Regions from separate parts of the Homo sapiens genome. Here regions 2, 3 and 4 are each linked to region 1. A link is a contact called in ENCODE Hi-C or POLR2A ChIA-PET data. All regions are on one chromosome and are shown on one strand. Each heading gives the region's core, a stretch centred on a gene start or an enhancer-like site at or near the end of the contact. The rest is flanking DNA. Distances are from core to core; before and after follow the strand shown.

Evidence for each region. A loop is a pair of places that touch in the nucleus more often than their neighbours do. ChIA-PET counts read pairs that join two places held with the same protein, here RNA polymerase II (POLR2A). Pooled maps may share reads with other maps.
Region 2: a pooled map shows a loop between it and region 1 (4-fold over the local background). The contact joins two enhancer-like sites. A Hi-C loop is called at or near these places in 1 of 50 pooled maps. POLR2A ChIA-PET finds 5 or more read pairs at or near these places in 2 of 52 experiments (activated CD4-positive, alpha-beta T cell and activated T-cell).
Region 3: a pooled map shows a loop between it and region 1 (11-fold over the local background). The contact joins the promoter of FZR1 here to the enhancer-like site in region 1. A Hi-C loop is called at or near these places in 2 of 37 single-sample maps with no recorded cell type and 8 of 50 pooled maps. POLR2A ChIA-PET finds 5 or more read pairs at or near these places in 1 of 52 experiments (WTC11).
Region 4: a map of natural killer cell shows a loop between it and region 1 (8-fold over the local background). The contact joins two enhancer-like sites. A Hi-C loop is called at or near these places in 1 of 168 maps with a recorded cell type or tissue (natural killer cell) and 4 of 50 pooled maps. POLR2A ChIA-PET finds 5 or more read pairs at or near these places in 1 of 52 experiments (activated T-cell).

What each region holds. Positions count from the first base shown.
Region 1 is chr19:3,809,453-3,814,594 of GRCh38, reverse strand. It overlaps ZFR2 (zinc finger RNA binding protein 2), which reads left to right. Exons shown (of 19, transcript NM_015174.2): 14 at 637-775; 15 at 3,229-3,323; 16 at 3,750-3,845. Among named protein-coding and RNA genes, the nearest start is that of MATK, 26 kb to the right of the region's middle. Within about 2 kb of position 2,099, at least 13 of the 41 ENCODE cell types and tissues checked have a DNase peak (open chromatin) inside an H3K27ac peak, as active enhancers do; they include natural killer cell, where a contact is called at or near this core.
Region 2 is chr19:3,432,217-3,437,358 of GRCh38, reverse strand. It overlaps NFIC (nuclear factor I C), which reads right to left. Exons shown (of 11, transcript NM_001245002.2): 4 at 3,767-3,841; 5 at 2,959-3,082; 6 at 2,152-2,276. Among named protein-coding and RNA genes, the nearest start is that of SMIM24, 46 kb to the left of the region's middle. RefSeq lists enhancers at 1,723-1,772, 1,699-2,476, 2,477-3,254. Within about 2 kb of position 2,103, at least 40 of the 41 ENCODE cell types and tissues checked have a DNase peak (open chromatin) inside an H3K27ac peak, as active enhancers do.
Region 3 is chr19:3,504,242-3,509,383 of GRCh38, reverse strand. FZR1 (fizzy and cell division cycle 20 related 1) reads right to left here and starts at 3,073. Exons shown (of 14, transcript NM_016263.4): 1 at 2,910-3,073. RefSeq lists enhancers at 2,319-2,528, 3,339-3,598, 3,649-3,698 and a silencer at 2,869-3,018.
Region 4 is chr19:4,106,801-4,111,942 of GRCh38, reverse strand. MAP2K2 (mitogen-activated protein kinase kinase 2) reads left to right here. Exons shown (of 11, transcript NM_030662.4): 3 at 1,288-1,434. Among named protein-coding and RNA genes, the nearest start is that of MAP2K2, 15 kb to the left of the region's middle. RefSeq lists an enhancer at 2,468-2,597. Within about 2 kb of position 2,987, at least 8 of the 41 ENCODE cell types and tissues checked have a DNase peak (open chromatin) inside an H3K27ac peak, as active enhancers do; they include natural killer cell, where a contact is called at or near this core.

The DNA.
Region 1 (5,142 bases), core at 850-3,349:
TCCACCCCAGTAATGTCAACGGAGCCCCCTGGGGGCTGCCTTGCAGCAGGGAGGCCCTGAGAAGGGAAGGGATGGAGGATGGGGAGAGAGGTGCGTTTCAGGTGGGAGGCCAGGCTCAGGTGTGAGCACAGGCCTCATGGAGGGTGATGACCATGGACAGGAAGACCAGACTGTGACACAGACCTCTTGAGCTATGTCCTGCTCACAGGAGATGGTGGCGTCTCATTATGGTTTTAGTTTACTCCTCCCTGACTATGGGGTAATGTGTGTCACTGTGTAAAAAGGGCCATTTGTGTTTCTTTTTCTGCCAGGTATCTGTTATTTCACTCACCAATTTTTTTATTGGATTGCTGGTCTTCTTGTTATTGAATTACAGGTATTCTTTACATATGGAGGCTCCTTGCATCACATGATCTGTTGTCTGTACATATCTCTACATGTGTGCACTCCTGGAGGGCTGCGGCTGTGTCTTGGTCACTTGGAGGTTCCAGACACAGGGCACAGGGCCCGGCACCCAGGCAGCAAGTGTGGGAGGCCCGACGGGATTAATTTACACACACCAACCACATCCTGGCTGATTTACACATGAATCTGGGCTGCAGTAAGGTGGCCTTGTGTTGTATTTACCCCTCCCAGATGGTGACCGAGGATGAGTATGAGGTCTCCTCCGACCCTGAAGCCAACATTGTCATCTCCTCCTGTGAGGAGCCCAGGATGCAGGTCACCATATCTGTCACCTCACCTCTGATGCGGGAGGACCCCTCCACAGACCCAGGTGCGGCCCAGCCCTTCCTTCCAACCACTGTCCCCCTCACGCTTCCCCAGGGCGCTCCCCACACCCAGGCCTGGGGCAGCGTCCGCCTCTGCCCTGAGCAGGAAATGCCACAGCAGCCACGCTCCAGCACTGCTGTCCCCCTGAGGATTCCATGGGTCACACAAGAGCTGGGTCTCCGGGCAGCAGAGGCGGCGAGTCGGTGACAGCATCAGATGGGCTCAGAGCCTGGCTGCAGGGGCCTTGCTCGGGCAAGCGACACCGTGTCACCTCCCTTGCCCTTACCCAGGGCTGGCACCTGCTTCTCAGGCCCTGGTGACACCAGCCCTGGCGGCAAAGGACAGGTCTGAGCCATTTCCCCTGGGTCACGGCAGAAGCTCAGTTTGACTCTGTCCATCAGTCACCACAGTCCCAGTGCCACTGATTAGGAATGTAGGGAATCGGGGGTCTTAAAGCCAGACCTGCCAGGCCTGGGAGGGTGGGTGAGGGGCCGGGCCAGGCTAGGGGCAGCGAGGGTCTTGGCCAGCGGCCACAGCGAAGACAGGCATCAGTAACACACTGCACGTCTGTGCTCCCGAAGTCTCAGCCAGCTGTGGAATCTTCCAGAACAGTCTCTAGGGCAGTTTTCCAAACTCCTATCATCTTTTACCCCCTTCGTAATCTTTTTTGGTCATAACTGAGGGCCATGACCTACTGATGTTTCTCTTTCAATCGATTTGGTATTTTTTGTTTGTTTGTTTTTTGAGACAGAGTCTCGCTCTGTTGCCCAGGCTGGAGTGCAATGGCGCAATCTCAGCTCACTGCAACTTCCGCCGCCTGGGTTCAAGCGATTCTCCTGCCTCAGCCTCCGAGTAGCTGGGACTACAGGTGTGCGCCACTATACCCAGTTAATTTTTTTGTATTTTTAGTAGAGACAGGGTTTTACCAGGTTGGCCAGGTTGGTCTCGAACTCCTGACTTCAGGTGATCCACCCACCTCGGCCTCCCAAAGTGCTGGGATTACAGGCATGAGCCACCATGCCTGGCCCAATTTGTTTTTTAAAGCTTAAGTGTTTTGTTTTGTTTTTTAATAAGAGCCTTGAATCATTAAATGGAAAGTCACGATCAGTCCTCACAAATAGTCATCTAAAAACTAAGTACAGTGTGGGGAAGAGAGTGGCTTTTGGCGCTAGCTGAAGGCTGTGACACAAATGCGGAGGAGGCTGGGGAGTGGCGCGGTTGTGGGGGCGGGTTAAGGGTTGGCGGCCACTAGACAGTGGCTCTTTCCTGGCTCGGGTGGGTGATGAAGTGAGCGGAAATCCTTCTGTGAGGACAGATCAGTGACAGAAGAGCCCCGTGAGCCGCCCCCCAGGAAAGTGCACTTCCTGTCGGCCTTTTCCTGCCCCCGCTTCCTCTCCCCAGGCCCAGCGTGGTGGGGAGGTGAGCTTCTAAAACTCCCTTTTTAGGTCGGGCACAGCGGCCCACCTCTCTAATCCCAGCACTTTTGGAGGTCCAAGTGGGAGGATTGCTTGAGCCCAGAAATTCGAGACCAGCCTGGGCAAGGTAGTGAGACCCCATTTATAAAAAAAACAAAAAAATTTGGCCAGGCGCGGTGGCTCACGCCTGTAATCCTAGCACTTTGGGAGGCCAAGGCCGGCGGATCACCTGAGGTGAGGGGTTCGAGATCAGCCTGGCCAACACGGTGAAACGCTGTCTCTACTAAAAATATAAAAATTAGCTGGGCGTGGTGGCGTGCGCCGGTAATCCCAGCTACTCAGGAGGTTGAGGCAGGAAAATCACTTGAACCCGAGAGGCGGAGGTTGCAGTGAGCCAAGATTGCGCCACTGCATTCTAGCCTGGGCAACAGAGTGAGACTCCATCTCAACACAAACAAACAAATAAATAAATAAATAAATATTAGCTGGGTGTGGTGGTGCACGCCTGCAGTCCCAGCTACTCAGGAGGCTGAGGCAGGAGGATCACGTGAGCCCAGGAGTTCGAGGTTGCAGTGAGCTCCAGTCACACCACTGCACTCCAGCCTGGGCCACAGAGCGAGACCCTGTCTCTAAATACGTAAAAAATAAAATCCCCACCGGGCACGGTGGCTCACGCCTGTAATCCCAGCACTTTGGGAGGCTGAGGTGGGAGGATCACCTGAGGTCAAGAGTTCAAGACCAGCCTGGCCAACATGGGGAAACCCCGTCTCTACTAAAAATACAAAAATTAGCCAGATGTGGTGGCGGGCACCTGTAATCCCAGCTACTTGGAAGGCTGAGGCAGGAGAATCACTTGAACCCCGGAGACAGAGGTTGCAGTGAGCCAAGATCATGCCACTGCACTCCAGCCTGGGTGACACAGTGAAACTGTGTCTCAAAAAAAAAAAAGCGTCGAGGGGCCCAAACTGAGCCCCTCACCCCGTCGGCAGCAGAGCGGGACGAGGCACCTTCCCCGCACACCTCGAGGTTTTTCTTCTAGAAGGTGTGGAGGAGCCTCAGGCTGATGCAGGTGATGTCCTGAGCCCCAAGAAGTGCCTCGAGTCCCTGGCCGCCCTCCGTCATGCCAGGTGGTTTCAGGTCAGGGGGGCAGGGGTGGAGCAGGGGGAGAGGGGTGACTTTGAGGAACGTAGCTCAGAGGCACCAGGTCAACCCGGCGCGGCCGCCTCAGCCCCGTGGGCTCCCAGCGCAGACCGGGACGCCTGCCATCAGCTTCCTGGCCGAGTGCTGACTTGACAACCAACGCTGGCTCCTGGCTGATGGGGTCGGGAAGTGTGGAAGGAGTGGGTGCTGCCCTGGGGGTGGGGACGCTGCCGTCTCGTGGCCACTCAACAGCCTGGTGGCACCGGGCTCATGTGGGAGTGGACTCTGTTTCCACCCGCCACCTTCGAGGCCCGCCAGGCTCCCTATTATCCTCCCTGGGGTTCACGCTCACGACAGAGCCCGGCGCCATGCCGTGTGGCCACGTGAGCCCCTGAAAGCTAACCGTGTGCTTCTCCCCCGAAGGCTCGAGCCAGCGGCCTGCAGCCATGCGTGATCGTCATCAGGGTCCTGAGGGACCTCTGCCGGCGTGTGCCCACCTGGGGGGCCCTGCCAGCCTGGGTAAGGCAGTGCCTGGCGGCCCGGCCCTCCACTGGGACCCCCAAGGGCCTCCATGGCCCTGACAGGCCCAGGCTGAGAGACAGACCTTTTCCCTCGAAGGAGCCGGCGGGAGACCTAGTACTCAGGAGAGGCCGTGGGAGTCCCTGAGGTCCCCTTGCGGGGGAGACGGCCCTCTCCACAGCCTCATTTGACTGCCACTATTCAAAACCCAGAACCTCACATGCAAATGTGGGACTGGCCAGGGAAATGTGAGGTGTCTGCCCGACTTCGTGGCACCGGGGCAGAGGGGCCCAGGCAGAGGGGCGGAAGCCGGACTCCCCATCCTGGCTGCACACCGGCCTCTGGGTGACCCAGCCCAGACCCACCTGCTCTGGAGGGGAGACCCCCTGTGGCTCAAACACCACCCCCCAGCCCATCCTGGTAGAAAGGGGAGGGAAGAGAAGAAACAGAATCCCCTCACCACAAGGTTCACAGAGCACGCCCCATGCCCACGCTCCCCACGGAGACCCCGGGAACCCACCCAGTCCCCACACCTTCTCCACCAGCCACAAGCCAGCCATCCACACCCGGCCTCCCCCCCGCCCTGCGGGCGTCCCCCATCTCATGCTGGAGTGGCGTCCCCCATCCCGTGCTGGAGTGGTGTCTTGCCCGTGGTCCCTCCCACTGGGCCTGTGTGCCTCATCCACACCCACCCACTGCCCAGTGTCCAGAATGCAGCATGGTACAGAGGCGTTTGTTTGTTTTGTTCTGTTTGGTTTGGTAGAGATTAAGTCTCTTTTTTACTTTTTTTTAAAATCATTTTTTTGAGATGGAGTCTCGCTCTTGTTGCCCAGGCTGGAGTGCAGTGGCGAAATCTTAGCTCACTGCAACTTCTGCCTCCTGGGCTCAAGCGATTCTCCTGCCTCAGCCTCCCGAGTAGCTGGGATTACAGGCACGCACCACCACGCCTGGCTAATTTTTGTATTTTTAGTAGAGATGGGGTTTCGCCATGTTGGCCAGGATGGTCTCGAACTCCTGACCTCAAGTGATCTGCCCGCCTCAGCCTCCCAAAGTGCTGGGATTACAGGCATGAGCCACCGCGCCGGACCTTTCACACTCATTGTTTAGGGGAAACGTCCTCTCCTCTCCTGGGAGGAGGTCACAGTAGCCTCCGTGCTGGGTGACCGGTGTGCGGCTGTCCTGACGTGGAGAAAGCCTGTGTTCCCTGAGACCTGTTTTCCTGCTGTGACTGTAGAGGCACCCACACAGTGCTGTGGGAGGCCAGCAATGCCCCTGTCCCCTCGTGCCCTCGGGAACT
Region 2 (5,142 bases), core at 854-3,353, 380 kb after region 1:
TCTCGCTCTGTCACCCAGGCTGGAGTGCAGTGGCGCCATCTCAGCTCACTGCAAGCTCCGCCTCCCGGGTTCATGCCATTCTCCTGCCTCAGCCTCCTGAGTAGCTGGGACTACAGGCACCCGCCGCCACGCCCGGCTATTTTTTTTGTATTTTTAGTAGAGACGGGGTTTCACTGTGTTAGCCGGGATGGTCTCGATCTCCTGACCTCGTGATCCGCCTGCCTCGGCCTCCCAAAGTGCTGGGATTACAGGCGTGAGCCACCGAGCCTGGTCAGAGACAGGAATGTTATAAAGACGTGGATGACAGTGACCTCCCGTTTCCCGGGTATGTCGCATGGGCCAGACGGTTGCTTCACGCACATCCTACCCTTCCTCCTCCTGTAGCTCCCAAAGAACATTATTCACATCACCCCCATTGTGGAGATGAAGAAACTGAGGCTTAGAGAAGTTAAGTGATGTGCCCCAGGTTACACAGCACACAGAGCTAGACACGGGCAGGGCTGGGATCTGAACCCAGGTCTCTCCAATGCCTGAATCTGACCTCTTAATCCTAATGTTATACTGCTTCTAAAAATCCTACAGGTGGCCGGGAGCAGTGGCTCACACCTGTCATCCCAGCACTTTGGGAGGCCGAGGTGGGTGGATCACCTGAGGTCAGGAGTTTGAGACCAGACTGGCCAACATGGTGAAACACTGTCTCTACTAAAAATATAAAGATTAGCCGGGTGTGGTGGTGGGTGCCTGTAATCCCAGCTACTTGGGAGGCTGAGGCAGGAGAATTGCTTGAACTCAGGAGGAAGGGTTGCAGTGAGCCAAGATCTCGCCACTGCACTCCAGCCTGGGTGACAGAGCAAGACTCCATCTCAAAAAACAAAAATTAAAAAAAAATAAGAGGGGCCCGGCATGGTGGCTCACACCTGGAATCCCAGCACTTTGGGAGGACGAGGCAGGAGGAAAGATCACACTTGAACTCAGGAGTTCAAGACCAGCTTAGGCAACATAGTGAGACCCCATCTCTACCAAAAAAAAAAAAAAAAAAAAAAAAAAAATTAACGGCGCATGGCAGTATGCACCTGCAGTCCGATACTTGGGAGGCTGAGGCAGGAGGATCACTTGAACCTGGGAGGTCGAGGCTGCAGTGAGCCAAGATTGCACCCCGGCACTCCAGCCTGGGCAGCAGACCGAGACTCCGTTTCAAAAACAAACAAACAAACAAACAAACAAAAACAGAGGCCGGGCGTGGTGGCTCACGCCTGTAATCCCAGAACTTTGGGAGGCCGAGGCGGGCGAATCACCTGAGGTCGGGAGTTTGAGACCAGCCTGACCAACATGGTGAAACCCCGTCTGTACTAAAAATAGAAAAAATTAGCCGGGCATGGTGGTGCATGCCTGTAATCCCAGTTACTTGGGAGGCTGAGGTAGGACAATTGCTTGAACCAGGGAGGTGGAGGCTGCAGTGAGCGGAGATCGCGCCATTGCACTCCAGCCTGGGCAACAAGAGCGAAACTCCATCTCAAAAAAAAGAAAGAAAGAAAGAAAGAAAGAAAGACACCCCAGAGAGGACCCTTCTGAAGACAGAAAAGCAAGAGGATAAAATCTTCCTAGAAAACGACGCCATGGGAATGGAGACCCTACAGAAAGGAGACGAGTCTCCTGCAGAACCAGAAGATCCCATGGAGATGGGAACCTGGTTAAAAAAAAAAGTAACCTCAAGAAGGACCCCAATGAGAAGGGATCCGGCATCTCAGGACCTTCTAGAGGGGAAGAGGACAAACAGGGTCCCTACAGACGAGGGATTCTATGACAGATCCCAGGAAGAGGCGCCCTGTTGATCAGAGTCACTACTGAGTCCATCCTGCAGCTCGGGGACCCCACAGAGATGTGGCATTCACGGCCGGAGGGCAGGAGAGTCAGGCAGGGGACAGTCTCTGCCCTCCTTCGCCGCAGCGGAACCAAAGAGATCCGAGAACGCGAACCCGGACCGTACTTCCAGCCAAGCGCAGCTCGGGACGACTACAATTCCCAGGAGGCCCCGCGGCTCCAGGCCGGCTTCCTGCCCCGCGGCGCCCGCGCAGTGGCTGCCGGAAGACGTAGTTCCCGCCACGGTGACTCAGACCGGAAGGCCGGCTCCGCCCCCGCCACCAGCCCTACCTCCTTCCATGTCCTCCGTCCAGTTGCGGCTGCTACTCGTGGGCGAGCTGGGCGAAGTGTAGTAATCGCCGCCAGGGCTCGTGTCCACGTCTTCCTCCATCGAGCCCGATTTGTGCCGCTTGCTCCTTATGGGCGAGGGAAGGGGAGAGGCTGGTTACCAGGGAGACGCGGGGCGGGGGGCGCGACGGCGGGCTTTGCTACTTCCGGTCCTTAAGTGAGCGGGGGCGAGGGAGGTAGTATCGCGAGACATCGCGGGAGCCGCGGGCGTTCAGCCCGTTCCCTACGAACGCCTGTTCCAACCTGTCCATTGCTTGGATGGGACACCCGGGCCAGAGGCAGGGAGGGTCTCAACACAGGTCGGACACCAAGCTAGCATGGTGGAGACCAAAACCCAGGCAGCCTGGCTAATCTCCTGGCCACCTGTAGTCCTCAGAACTGCCTGTTAGGGGTATGATCCCATTTTATGGATGGGGAAACTGGGGCACACACAGTGTGACCTGCTCGAGGTCACAAAGCATATCTCAGCAACAACCTGTGTCTGCATTCTTCTGGGTGGGGAGGGTCCTAAGGGCTGGCTGAGCCGGCAGGACTTGAGGCTGGGGGAGCCCACGGTGGGCTGTCAGGGCTAGGGGAAGAGGCACGTGGGGCTGGCTGGGTTTTGAAGGATGAGATGAGTAGGAGTTTCTCAGGCCAGGTGAATCGTGAAAAGAGGTATTCCAGGGAGAGGAATGAGTCAGCTCGGGCCAGAGGGGATGGGTTGATGAATGGGGTCATGAAATGCCCAGAGGTGGGGACCTGGGTACTTACCCACTGGAGGAGGTGCTGGGCAGCGTTCTTCTGAGGCCAGTGCTGGCTGGGTTCAGGTCGTATGCCAGGTGCCCCTGCAGCTCCCCCAGGGAGAAGTTGGGTCCTGTTCCAGTCACCACGGGTGCTGCAGAGGGTGACAGAGGAGAGTGAGGCAGGAAGCAGTGCCCAGTGCTGCGGTTTGCTTTAGAGAGGTAGGGAAAGCCACTGGGTGCAGTCCAAAGGGGGACCCCCTTCCCATATTGGCCCGGTTCCTAGGGTGGCTGAAACCAGTTTTATTCTATGGATCAGAGGACCAAGGCCATGGGGAGAGGCCAAGAGCACACTGTGAGGCAGAGGTGTAGCCAAAGCTGGAGGCCAGGCTCTGCTGATCTGGACAGGGAAGGTGTCAGTCAGGGCTAAAGAAGGACAGCGCCCAGGACTCGCTGGGGTGGGATTCAGACAGTGTGTGACGGAATGTGCTGGGTCCCCAGCAGGTCAGCAGAGAAAGCAAGGGGACAGGAGGGGCGGGGTCCTTTGGGGTCTCCTGGGACAGGACAGTGGAGGCCCCAGGGAGGAGGAGGGATGCTGGGGCAGAAGTTTCCTTAGTTGCCATCCAGCATTTAGATTCTGTTTCCTGGAGAGGTGGGAGGGAGCCCTGACCTTGGGCTCTGGGAAGGGCCTGGCCACCTCCCTTTCTAGGAACCTTGGCTTAGTGACACAGGGGGTTGTCTGGAAAGGACAAGGAGTAGGGTGAGGGGGGTGGGCTCCTTCCTCCCTGCGGCCCCCTCCCCTCTCCAAGACCCAGCTCAGGGCTGACGGGAACACTCACTCCGGGACACTTGGATGAGCTCAGTGACGCTGAACACGCCGGAGGTGACAAAGCTCTCCTGGAAGTCGGTCGTGTCTGGAACAGGAAGACAGCGGGGTCAGTAGGCTGAGCTGGGCCTGTTTCCCTTCCCCACACTCCAGGGCTGCCTGGACTCCTGGGGGCTGGCCCGAGCCTGGACGTTCCCCCTGTCCATCCTGTGCTGTGGGGGAATGACAGCTCCAGTCTGATGGGGAAGGCCCCGTGGGGGGTCCTTGTCCAGTGTGGGCCTTCACACAGCCTTCATCCGGGTTCCCCCATGCTGTGGAATGCTGCATTCAAGTGAACAGCAGGCCGGGCGCAGTGGCTCATGCCTGTAATCCCAGCACTGTGGGAGGCCGAGGCAGGAGGAACGCTTGAGCTCAGGACTTCAAGACCAGCCTGGGGAACACAGCGAGACCCCATCTCTACAAAAAGTGTTAAAATTAGCCAGGTGTTGTGGTCCGTGCCTGTAGTCCCAGCTACTCAGGAGGCTGAGGCTGGAGGATCACTTGAGCCTGGGAGGTGGAGGCCGCAATGAACCATTGTTGTGCCACTGCACTCCAGCCTGGGAAACAGGGCGACACCCTCTCTTAAAAAACGAGTGGAGCCGGGTGCGGTGGCTCACGTCTGTAATCCCAGCACTTTGGGAGGCCGAGGCGGGAGGATCACAGGTCAGGAGATGGAGACCATCCTGGCTAACACAGTGAAACCCTGTCTCCTAAAAATACAAAAATTAGCCGGGCGTGGTGGCAGGCGCCTGTAGTCCCAGCTACCTGGGAGGCTGAGGCAGGAGAATGGTGTGAACCCGAGAGGTGGAGCTTGCAGTGAGCCGAGATTGCGCCACTGCACTCCATCCAGCCTGGGCAACAGAGCAAGACTCCATCTCAAAAAAAAAAAAAAAAAAGAGCGGAAAGCGGAGGCCTGGGCTCACATCGGCTCCATCACCTGCCTCGGTGTGTGATCTGGGGCAGGTCACTTTCCCTCTCTCAGCCTCCAAGTTTCCCTAATTGCAAAAGTGAAACCATCAATCCCATCATCGGGGTTGTCGTGAGATCTGTATCCAACTGCCTGGGAGGGGCAGCTGGCTTGCTTTACACACTGTCACCCTTCGAGATACTCTGGCTTCTTGTTCTTCTCCCCTTCAGACTGGGAGGTCCGTGTGGGCAGGGATGTCTGTCTGCCCCGACCCTGCAGTGTCCTTCGTGCCTAGACCAGAGCTTGGCACCCAGCAATGGGTCAGTTAAAATGGGGGGTTGAATGGGAGGCCCACAAGCCGCAGTTAAAACCCTCAGTGTCCCCAGCATTGCTCCTACCTAATATTAAAGGAAGGGAGACTGTCCTCTCGACTGGAGTGGTTT
Region 3 (5,142 bases), core at 1,824-4,323, 310 kb after region 1:
GGGGGTGTTCACCGTTGTGGGGGCGGTGTGTCATTCGTGGTCAGTGGCGGCTGAGTGACTGAATGAGGCGCGGCCAGGCAGGCTGCTTGTGTGCCCCTCATCCCATCCATGAATGAGGACACTGAGGCAGAGGAAGGCAGTCACCTGCCAACGCACACAGGGACCTGGGGCCACTGGGGACATGAACGTCCCTGGACGAGAACATAAGTGGCCCAGGAAGGGGCTCTGGCTCTGTGCTGAGTCCAGTGGCTGGGAAGAACAGTGACATGTGGGCAAGGCAGTGACAAGCGGAGTTGACGAGCAGGTCACTGGTGACCACAGGGAGGTGTCGGGGGCAGAAGAGAGATGAGGTCAAACACTCCCTTTCCTGCTGGTAGGTGCCCAGGTCCCTGTGGCAGTGCCAACAGGGGGCCCGCTGTGGGCAAGCACACAGCCCAGGGCACTGAGCAGGCCGGAGGCGGAGCGGGGACCAGGCAGGCACACTCACTGCCCTCACGGGGCTCACAGTCCAGACATTGGGGACAGGCTGCTTTCTGTACTGGGCCGTTCTGGGCACAGTGGGGGCACTGAGCAGCATGCCTGGCTCAAATACTGCCAAATGTCCCCTGGGGACAGAATTGGGCAGTGGAGAGCTTTGCGCCAGGAGAAAGGAGTGACAGCGCTGAGTTCCTAGAAGACCAAGCCCCTGGATCTTCACCTCTGCCTGGAGTCCCCGGGAGCGGCCCTACACACACAGACTTTCCATCCTCTCCCCTCTAAATGACACCAAGCAAAAGGTCCTCAGAACCAATTCCATTCTGGGACTCCCAAACCCAGAAGTTCTCAGTCTACAAAACCCCTCTACCAGAAACCCCATTAAACAGTAAGTGGTTTGAAAATCAACGTAAGGCCGAGCGCGGTGGCGCACGCCTGTAATCACAGCACTTTGGGAGGCCTCGAGGCGGGCAGATCGCCTGAGGTCAGGAGTTGGAGACCAGCCTGGCCAACATGGTGAAAACCTGTCTCTACTTAAAATACAAAAATAGCCGGGCGTGGTGCGCACACCTGTAATCCCAGCTACTCAGGAGGCTGAGGCAGGAGAATCACTTGAACCTGGGAGGCAGAGGTTGCGGTGAGCCGAGATCGCGCCACTGGACTTCAGCCCAGAGCGAAACTCCATCTCAAAAAAAAAAAAAAAAAAAAAGAAAATCAATGTAGCCCCACCTTGAAGACCAATCCGGCTTGTCTGTTTCTAGAAACTCCTCCTCCAAACCCCAAAGCCCCACCCCAACCCCTACCCCCACCACTGCCTGCAGCCAGGGCACAGGTTCTGAAATTTGACCTGGGAAGCAAGTCACAGGGGCAAACTGGCGGGTACCACCTTGCCAAGATACCCCTCCCCAGTAAAGCACCGGGCTTGCCTTTGAGTAAGTGTCTGCTCCCTTAGCAAAACCCTCTGCAACCCAACTCCGCTCGCTGCTCAAGGCGCCGGGCAGCGGCCAGTGGCCAGCACACCTGCCTCCACTTGGGATTCCGAAGGAAATGACAATCGGGTGTCGCCAAAACACACGGGCCCCTGACACAGGAGGAGGCCCACGCGGAATTCCGCATGACAGACGGCCCCCGACACATCCACTCCGGGGACCAAACCTAGGTGATGCCGTCAGCTTCTATCCCCACCCCCACCCCGAGAGAGACCACTCCGCCTTCACTTCAAAGTCCCCGCAGGCTGCCCTCATGCTGGTGGTGTGTGTCCTTGGTGGATGGTTTTCCCTTAGGTAAATCACCCTCCTTCAAAGCACATAGGTTGGGGTGGGGGCCTCACCACGGAGAGGCATGAGGTCATCGCCCGGTAGACTGGGGCGGGGCGGGGGAATCGGAACCAGAGAGACGCCCTGAACCAGAGGATGAGTTTGGGGTGGAGAAAACAGGGGAAAAGACAAAACAGATTTAGGCTGAACATCTGCATATCGGGGGTCTCAGGACGTGGGGTGGAGACAGGTCTGGACGGTGGAAGAGGGGGAGGGGGTGTCACAGGTTTGAGTAGGGGTAAAACGGCTCTGAATGGGGGGCACACTCCATATTCTGGGGATCCGAGATGGCCAGGCTTGCGTTTGGAGAAGACACGGGGCAGGACGCAGGACGGAGGTTCAGTTCGGAGGAGGGAGGGGCTTGTGCACGGATAGCTCGTCTGAGGCTTTGGTGGGAGAGCTGGATTTCGGGGGAATGGGGGCTGGTAGGGGGCACGCTGGGAGGGTGGGGGAGCAGAAATCAGCGAGATGAGGTGAGACGGGGACATCCATGCACTCAACCCGTGCCTGCGGGGACTGGTGGACACAACAGTGACCACAGACACAGGTTTCCGGGTGTCCCGGGCTGGGACTGCATTTTACTGGGGCGAGGGGCTGGTTGCGGCCTGGGCGAGCCATCGCACACCACAGGCTCAGCGATGGGGGGCGGCTTCGTGTGGGCAGGACCCAAGCTGGGAGGGTCTGAACTGGGAAGTCCCGGGGATGACAGGCCAGGGAGAAATCACCCGGGTTAGGAGGCGGGGTCTGCTGTTCTAGGGGTGCGCAGTGGGGTCCCCTGGTTGGGGGTGCAGGGCTCAGCCTATTTTAAAAAGAATGGTGGACGCTGACGGCGGCTGCGGGGAGGTCACGACTTACAGGTGGCTCGGGGTGGGGGTCACGGCAGGCCCCGACGTGGGGGGGACGCTGGGATTTGGGTGTTAACTCGGGAGACGCGGATGCTGAGGTCACCCGGGCCTAGTTCGGCCTGGGAGGCGGCATTCGAGGGGACTGGGGGCTCCTGGAGGGGCCTGAGCTGGGGTGGGGGTCGCAGCCCGCCCCGCCGTCCCGGTTTTGGGGGGTCGCAGTCAAGCTCCGCCGCCTAGGGCCCGGGGGGCGGGTCCCCGACCCCGGCCGCCTCACCTGGCTCGCTCCCGTGGCTCGCTGGCTCCCGCCGACCCCGCCTCTCCTGGCACCGCACAGCGCCCGCCTCCGGCCTCCGCAGCTCCCGCAGGCCCGGCCGCGGCCGCCGCTGACGGGATCCCGGGCTCCGCGGTCCCTAATATGGCGGCGGTCGCTCCTCCGCTGCCTCCCGGCTCCCTCCCTCCGCCGCGCGCGCCCGGCCGGCCGCGCGCACCCCCGCAACCCGACCACGCCCCCACGCCGCGCGCGGCTAATCGCGGCCACGCCCCCCGCCTACCCCACACACCGCCAGGCCCTGCCCAACACCCAGCCAGGCCCTGCCCACTCCGAGTGGCTGCGCCTGCGCGCGTTGGGCATCTCGGGAGGACGTGACGTCTCCCGCGATTCAAATCAATACAGGAAGCGCGGCTCCACGCGTTGCCCAGGGCAACCGCGGCCGGAAGAGGACCCGCGGGGTGCTAGACGTTGCAGAAATGGCTCTGGTAGATGGAGGGCGTGGTTCCCACTGGGGACAGTCGCGGAATGGGGCGCCCCAGGGCAGACCCTTCCTAGGGTAGATCGAAGCCAGGCACACCTCAGTGCGGCATTGACGTCGCGCCTAATGAGCGCAGATGGGACCCAACACCAGGTGCGTGTCCCGAACGTACAAACGTCACTGCTGAGAGTCATTAATTTATTCAACAAACCTGCATTGCGCTCCTAAGTGCTGCTCCTCCAGGCCCCAGTGAGACAGCAGGGAACAAAACAGGTTTTTAGGCCAGGTGCGGTGGCTCAAGCCTGTAATCCCGGCACTTTGGGAGGCCGAGGCGGGCGGATCACCTGAGGTACGGAGTTAATCCCAGCTACTCGGGAGGTTGAGGCAGAAGAATCCCTTGAACCCAGGAGGCAGAGGTTGCAATGAGCCGAGATTGCGCCACTGCACTTCAGCCAGGGTGACAGAGCAACACTACGTCTTGAAAAAAAAAACAAAAAACAGGTTTTTAAAAAAATTATGGGCCGGGCGCGGTGGCTCACGCCTGTAATCACAGCACTTTGGGAGGTGGAGGTGGGTGGATCACCTGAGGTCAGGAGTTCGAGACCAGCCTGGCCAACATAGTGAAACCCCGTCTCTACTAAAAATACGAAAAATTAGCCAAGCATCGTGGCAGGCGCCTGTAATCCCAGCTACTGGGGAGACTGAGGCAGGAGAATTGCTTGAACCCGGGAGGCAAAGGTTGCAGTGAGCCAAGATCGCACCATTGTACTCCAGCCTAGGCAACAGGGCAAGACTCAGTCTCAAAAAAAAAAAAAAAAAAAAAAAGGTTAAACATAGAATTGCCACATGACACAGCAGTAACACTCCTAGGTATCTACCCAAGAGAAACAAACATGTAACATCCACGCAAAAACTCACACACCTATGTGCATAGCAGCTTTATTCATAACATCCACAAAGTGCACACAACCCAAATGTACATCCACAGATGAAGGGAAAATGCTCCATTCATACAATGACACGGTGTTTTGCAATATGAGGCAATGAGGCTCGGACACAGGCTACAGATTGGATGAACCTCGAAAGCATCATGCCCAGTGAAAGAAGCCAGATACAAAAGACCACATAGTGAGTGATTCCATTGATACGAAATGTCCAGATAAGCAAATCCATAGAGACAGGAAGTGGATTAGTGGTTGCCAAGGGCTGGGAGAGGGGGATCAGGAGTGACTGGAATGGACTTTATTTTGGGGGGTTGATGGATATGTTCTAAAATTGATGTGATGGCCGTGAGCTGTGGCTCACACCTGTAATCCCAGCACTTTGGGAGGCTGAGGCGGGCAGATCACTTGAGGTCAGGAGTTCAAGATCAGCCTGGCCAATCTGGTGAAACCCCATCTCTACTAAAAATACAAAAATGAGCCGGGTGTGCTGGCGCGCACCTGTAGTCCCAGCTACTCGGGAGGCTGAAGCAGGGGAATCACTTGAACCCGGGAAGTGTAGGTTGCAGTGAGCCCAGATCATGCCACCACACTCCACCTTGGGTGTCAAAGCAAGACTCCGTCTCGGAAAAAAAAAAAAAAAATTTATGTGATGATGGCTGCCCGACTCTGAATATACTAAACACCACTGAATTATCACTTTACACAGATGAATTGTACAGTATGTAAACTATATCTCAATACAGCTGTTATTTAAAAAGTTCTTGCCCGGCGCAGTGGCTTGCGCCTATAATCCCAGTGCTTTGGGAGGCCAAGG
Region 4 (5,142 bases), core at 1,738-4,237, 300 kb before region 1:
TCGCTCTTGTCCCCCAGGCTGGAGTGCAATGGTGCGATCTCGGCTCACTGCAACCTCTGCCTCCTGGGTTCAAGTGATTCTCCTGCCTCAGCCTCCCGAGTAGCTGGGATTACAGGCGCCTGCCACCACACCCGGCTAAATTTGTATTTTTAGTAGAGACGGGGTTTCACCATGTTGGTCCGGCTGGTCTTGAACTCCTGACCTCAAGCAGTCCGCCCACCTCAGCCTCCCGGAGTGCGGGATTACAGGCGTGAGCCACACACCAGGCCTCCTTTCTGCATCTCTTGAGCGGATCTTTGGCTTCTTGCCTTTTTAAAGTGGCACCGGGGTCAACTTGATGAAAATTTCCCCTGCCGTCTTGAACTTGGGTTGAAGGAGAGGGAGAATTCTCAGGGGCGCCCGCGGCTCTGTGTGGCTAACGTCTCCACGGGGTGTCTCCAGCTTGAGGGTGGGAAGGGGCTCGGGATAGACCCACCCCAAGTGGAGAGAGGCCTGGAGGGGAGCCATTGCCCTGCCTCCCTCCTGGGAAAGGCAAGCACTTTGTCAAAGTCTGATTTGATGGGGAAAAATGCTTTCACACAGCTCCCACTACAACTGAGTGGGAATTAAGTGTTTGCTTAATTGGTCTTTTTTGAAAACAGGTTTATTGAGGTGTAATTCACATACCTTACAGTGTCCCCTTTGAAAGTATGTGACTCAGTGGATTGTAGGATATTCACGGCATCGTCCTCATCACCACAGTCAATTTTACAGTATTCCATCACCCCAAAAAGAACCCTGTCCACATCAGCAGTCACCCCCATCCCCTCCTCCAGCCCCCGGCACCCACACATCCCCTTCCTGTCTCTGGATCAGCCTGTCCTGGACATTTCACAGAAATGGGATCACATATTATGTGGCCTTTTGTGTCTGGCATCTCGCACTAAGCATGACATCCTCAGGGTTCACCCACGCTGTGGCCGGGGTCTTGGCCTGGTTCCTCTTTACGGCTGAGTCCTGTTTCAGTGAGGGGTGGGCTGCGCTGGGTTGGCCTGTTCTGCCCTGGGTGGACGCCTGGGTTCTTTCCACCCTTGCCTGCTGTGAGTCGTGCTGCTGTGAGCACTTGGGACACGTTTCTGTGTGGACGTATGTGTCCACTTCTAGGCAGACACCTAGGGGTGGAATTGCGGAGGGGGTACTGAGTTGGTCTTGACCACTGTTGGGAACGCCTGCAGAGCAGAGGCCCCAAATGCCTTCATCCCGTTTTCGGGCACCCCCCAAGCCAGTCTCGCCCCTCTCCCCTTGCAGCTGATCCACCTTGAGATCAAGCCGGCCATCCGGAACCAGATCATCCGCGAGCTGCAGGTCCTGCACGAATGCAACTCGCCGTACATCGTGGGCTTCTACGGGGCCTTCTACAGTGACGGGGAGATCAGCATTTGCATGGAACACATGGTGAGTGCGTCCGGGGCAGGGGCAGGGGCAGGGCCTCCACGGAACAGAGCATGTTGGGGAGAAGGAAGACCCCCTCACGGCCCCTTTCCTCAGAGGCAACAGTGCGCTGGCTTCCAGGGGATCCTTCTCAAGGCAGTCGATGCCATACAAGTATGTATATGTAGATGCCTTTGGTTTTGTTTTGTTTTCTTTTTGTTTTTTTGAGAGGCAGTCTCACTCTGTCACTCAGGCTAGAATCTAGTAGTGGCACAATCTCGGCTCACTGCAACCTCCACCTCCCAGATTCAAGTGATACTTCTGACTCAGCCTCCCGAGTAGCTGGGATTACAGGCGCCCGCCACCACTCCTGGCTAATTTTTGTATTTTTAGTAGAGACAGGGTTTCACCATCTTGGCCAGGCTGGTCTCAAACTCCTGACCTCAGGTGATCCACCTGCCTCGACTTCCCAAAGTGCTGGGATTACAGGTGTGAGCCACCGCGCCCAGCCAATGATTTTGTTTTTTAAGCACTCATGTCTTCCTCCCAGCTTTGCTTTTTCTCTTGCTGTATCCCGGGCGTCCTTATGACAGCAGAGAGGGAAAACACTCCCGTTTTGGGGGGTACGTAGGTTGTTTCCAGTCTCTGCCCTATCTCAAATAACATGGCACTGACTCGCAGGCACACCTGTGAGGTAAGCTGTGTGAGGGAATTGCTGGGTTCCAGGGTAGATGCAATTAAAAACTGATCCCTATTAGGCCGGGCACGGTGGCTCATGCCTGTAATCCTACCATTTTGGGAGGCTGAGGTGGGAGGATCATTTAAGCCCAGGAGTTCGATACCAGGCTGGGCAACATAGTGAGAAACCATCTCTATAATTTAAAATATTAGGTGAGTGTGGTGGCACGTGCCTGTTTTAAAATTGTTAACAACATTTAAAAATGGGGATAAAAATAGCACCAGCTACATGAGAGGCTGAGGTGGGAAGATCACTTGAGCCCAGGAGGTTGAGGCTACAGTGAGCTTTGGTCACGCCACTGCACTCCAGCCCGGGCAGCAGAGCGAGATGCTGTCTCAAAACATAACAAAGCTGATGACTGTTTTTAAATGGCCTTCTCAGGAAAGTGTGGCAGTCTGAGCTTGTCAAGGCAGGCCTGTGCCTCCCCCAGCTCAGATCTGTGGGACCACAGTCTCTAGGGTGGGGTACAGGCACCCCCTTCATTGACTCTGACGTGCCCCCTTGTTAAGACACTCTGGCCTCGAAGCCCAGAAGTGGGTGAGATTGGGTGGAACAAAAGGAGAAGTGGCCAGAGCTCAAAACCCCGGAGGAAATGCTGCCGACCCCGCCACACCGAGCTCATCAGGTATCAGACCGCCTGCCGCACAGCGTCGTTTGCAAAACCAGAATGCTTGGGTGACACCCTGCAAACGTGCGATCCCCTTTGACAGTTTTGTAATGAAGGCAGGAAGTGAATTTGAGCAAGGCCCCCACGTAGCCATGTGACCCGAGCAAGGCAGCACCCGCCTTGGAGCCCCTTTCCCGCCTGCGAGGGAGACCTGGCGTCTGCCCCGCTGCTCGCAGAGTCACGTTGCCGGCGGCATCAAAGGGCGAGGAAAGGATGAGGAAGCGCTTTGTGGTCTGAGGCAGCCCCTCTGTCATGTGGTGCTCCCTATTCCTCCTCCTCGTCTTCCTCGTCTTCCCCCTCCTCCTCGCGCCCGGCAGGCACCCTCGCTACTCAGGAGTTCTGTCCATCCTCGTTTTGTGTGGCTGACTCAGTTCTCGAGCCCCCTTCCTCCCATGCAGAAAGGGGACAGTGTGGCAACCCGCCCCCAACCTCTATTCTTGGTGAATTTAAAATGGGGGTTCCCAGAGTGGGTGCTGGCACCCCAGGGGACACCACACAGACCACCAGGCTGCAGGAGGGAGACACAGGCCGTGCTGTCTGTGTTATGGAGTGCACCCTTTAAAAGTTCCGAGGTGGTCTAGCCAGGGGCGGTGGCTCACACCTGTAATCCCAGCACTTTGGGAGGCCGAGGCGAGTTCAGGAGATCGAGACTATTCTGGCTTGGCTAACGTGGTGAAACCCCGTCTCTACTAAAAAAAAAAAAAAAAATACAAAAAAAATTAGCCAGGCATGGTGGCGGGTGCCTGTAGTCCCAGCTACTTGGGAGGCTGAGGCAGGGGAATGGCGTGAACCCTGGAGGCAGAGCTTTCAGTGAGCTGAGATCGTGCCACTGCACTCCAGCCTGGGCCACAGAGCGAGACTCCATCTCAAAACAAACAAACAAACAAAAACAACGTGGAGCACGTTGATTTTTAAAGCATTGGGTGAGCCCTGACAGGGCAGCATCCGTGGAAGTAAAGTCATCCAAGGGGGCCATCCCTGCCATCCTCGCCGGCCCTGTGAATTCTCTCCATGCTGAACGATGCTCTCGGAATTCACCTGAGTGCCCATAGGTTTCCATGGAAGGGCCTGCCCAGCACCTGATTCATTCCCTCCCAGGCCACCCCAGTGAGGCAAAGGGGCAGCTTAGCACCGGGGCTGAGGATGGGCGTCCGGGTCAGGTCTCGGCCCCACCGCTCACCCTTACCACGGGTTCGGGACAGGACTCTTGCCGCTTCTGCTGTGAAGCTGAGGGAGGTCGTAGTCCCTGCTGGGGTGAGGACTGTGTGAGCTCCTCCCAGGATGGCACCCGGCACGCACAGGTGTTGCATCCATGTCCTGGCTGCTGCAGCCATTTCCCTGTATTTCTACGCTGTTTCCTCATATTTCTATGTCATCTTTATTTTGCATTTTTTTCCTTCTTTTTTTGTGGGGGGTAGGGGGTACAAGGTCTCTCTCTGTCACCCAGGTTGGAGTGCAGTGGCATGATCCTAGCTCACTGCAGCCTCCACCTCTTGGGCTCAAACGATCCTCCTGCCTCAACCTTCCAGGTAGCCGGGACTACAGGTGCACCAGCACGCTTGAGTAGCTTTTTAAGTTTGTTTTTTTTTTTTTTTTTTTTTTTGAGACGGAGTCTAGCTCTGTCGCCCAGGCTGGAGTGCAGTGGCACAATCTTGGCTCACTGCAAGCTCCACCTCCCAGGTTCACGCCATTCTCCCGCCTCAGCCTCCCGAGTAGCTGGGACTACAGGCGCCCGCCACCACAGCCGGCTAATTTTTTGTATTTTTAGTAGAGACGGGGTTTCGCTGTGTTAGCCAGGATGGTCTCGATCTCCTGACCTCGTGATCCGCCTGCCTCTGCCTCCCAAAAGTGCTGGGATTACAGGCGTGAGCCACCGCGCCCGGCAAGTTTTTTTGTAGATATGGGATGGCACTATGTTTCCCAGGCTAATCTTGAACTCCTGGGCTCAAACGATTCTCCCGCCTCAGCCTCCCAAAGTGCTGGGATTACAGGGGTGAGCCACCGTGCCCAGTGATGTATTTATATAAAATGGCAAGCACTTGTTGGTGACTGGAACTTAGGAACAGTGGGGCTGGCTGCTTCCCTGGGGTCTGAACCTATTACTGGATAACTCGGGGCAAGAACCCAGTGGACAGTGGGGCCTCATGGGATGGGGAAAGGAGAGCCAGTGGCTTACGGACCTCGTAGAGGTGCCCCTTGGCCTTTCTGGGGGTCTCGTCCTATCTGCTGAAGAATGCCCGTCTTGTTCTACTGTAATGGAAACTGGACATGTCCATCAGTAAGGGAGTGATTAAAGAATGATATTTGGCTGCTTTGCAGTGGCAAA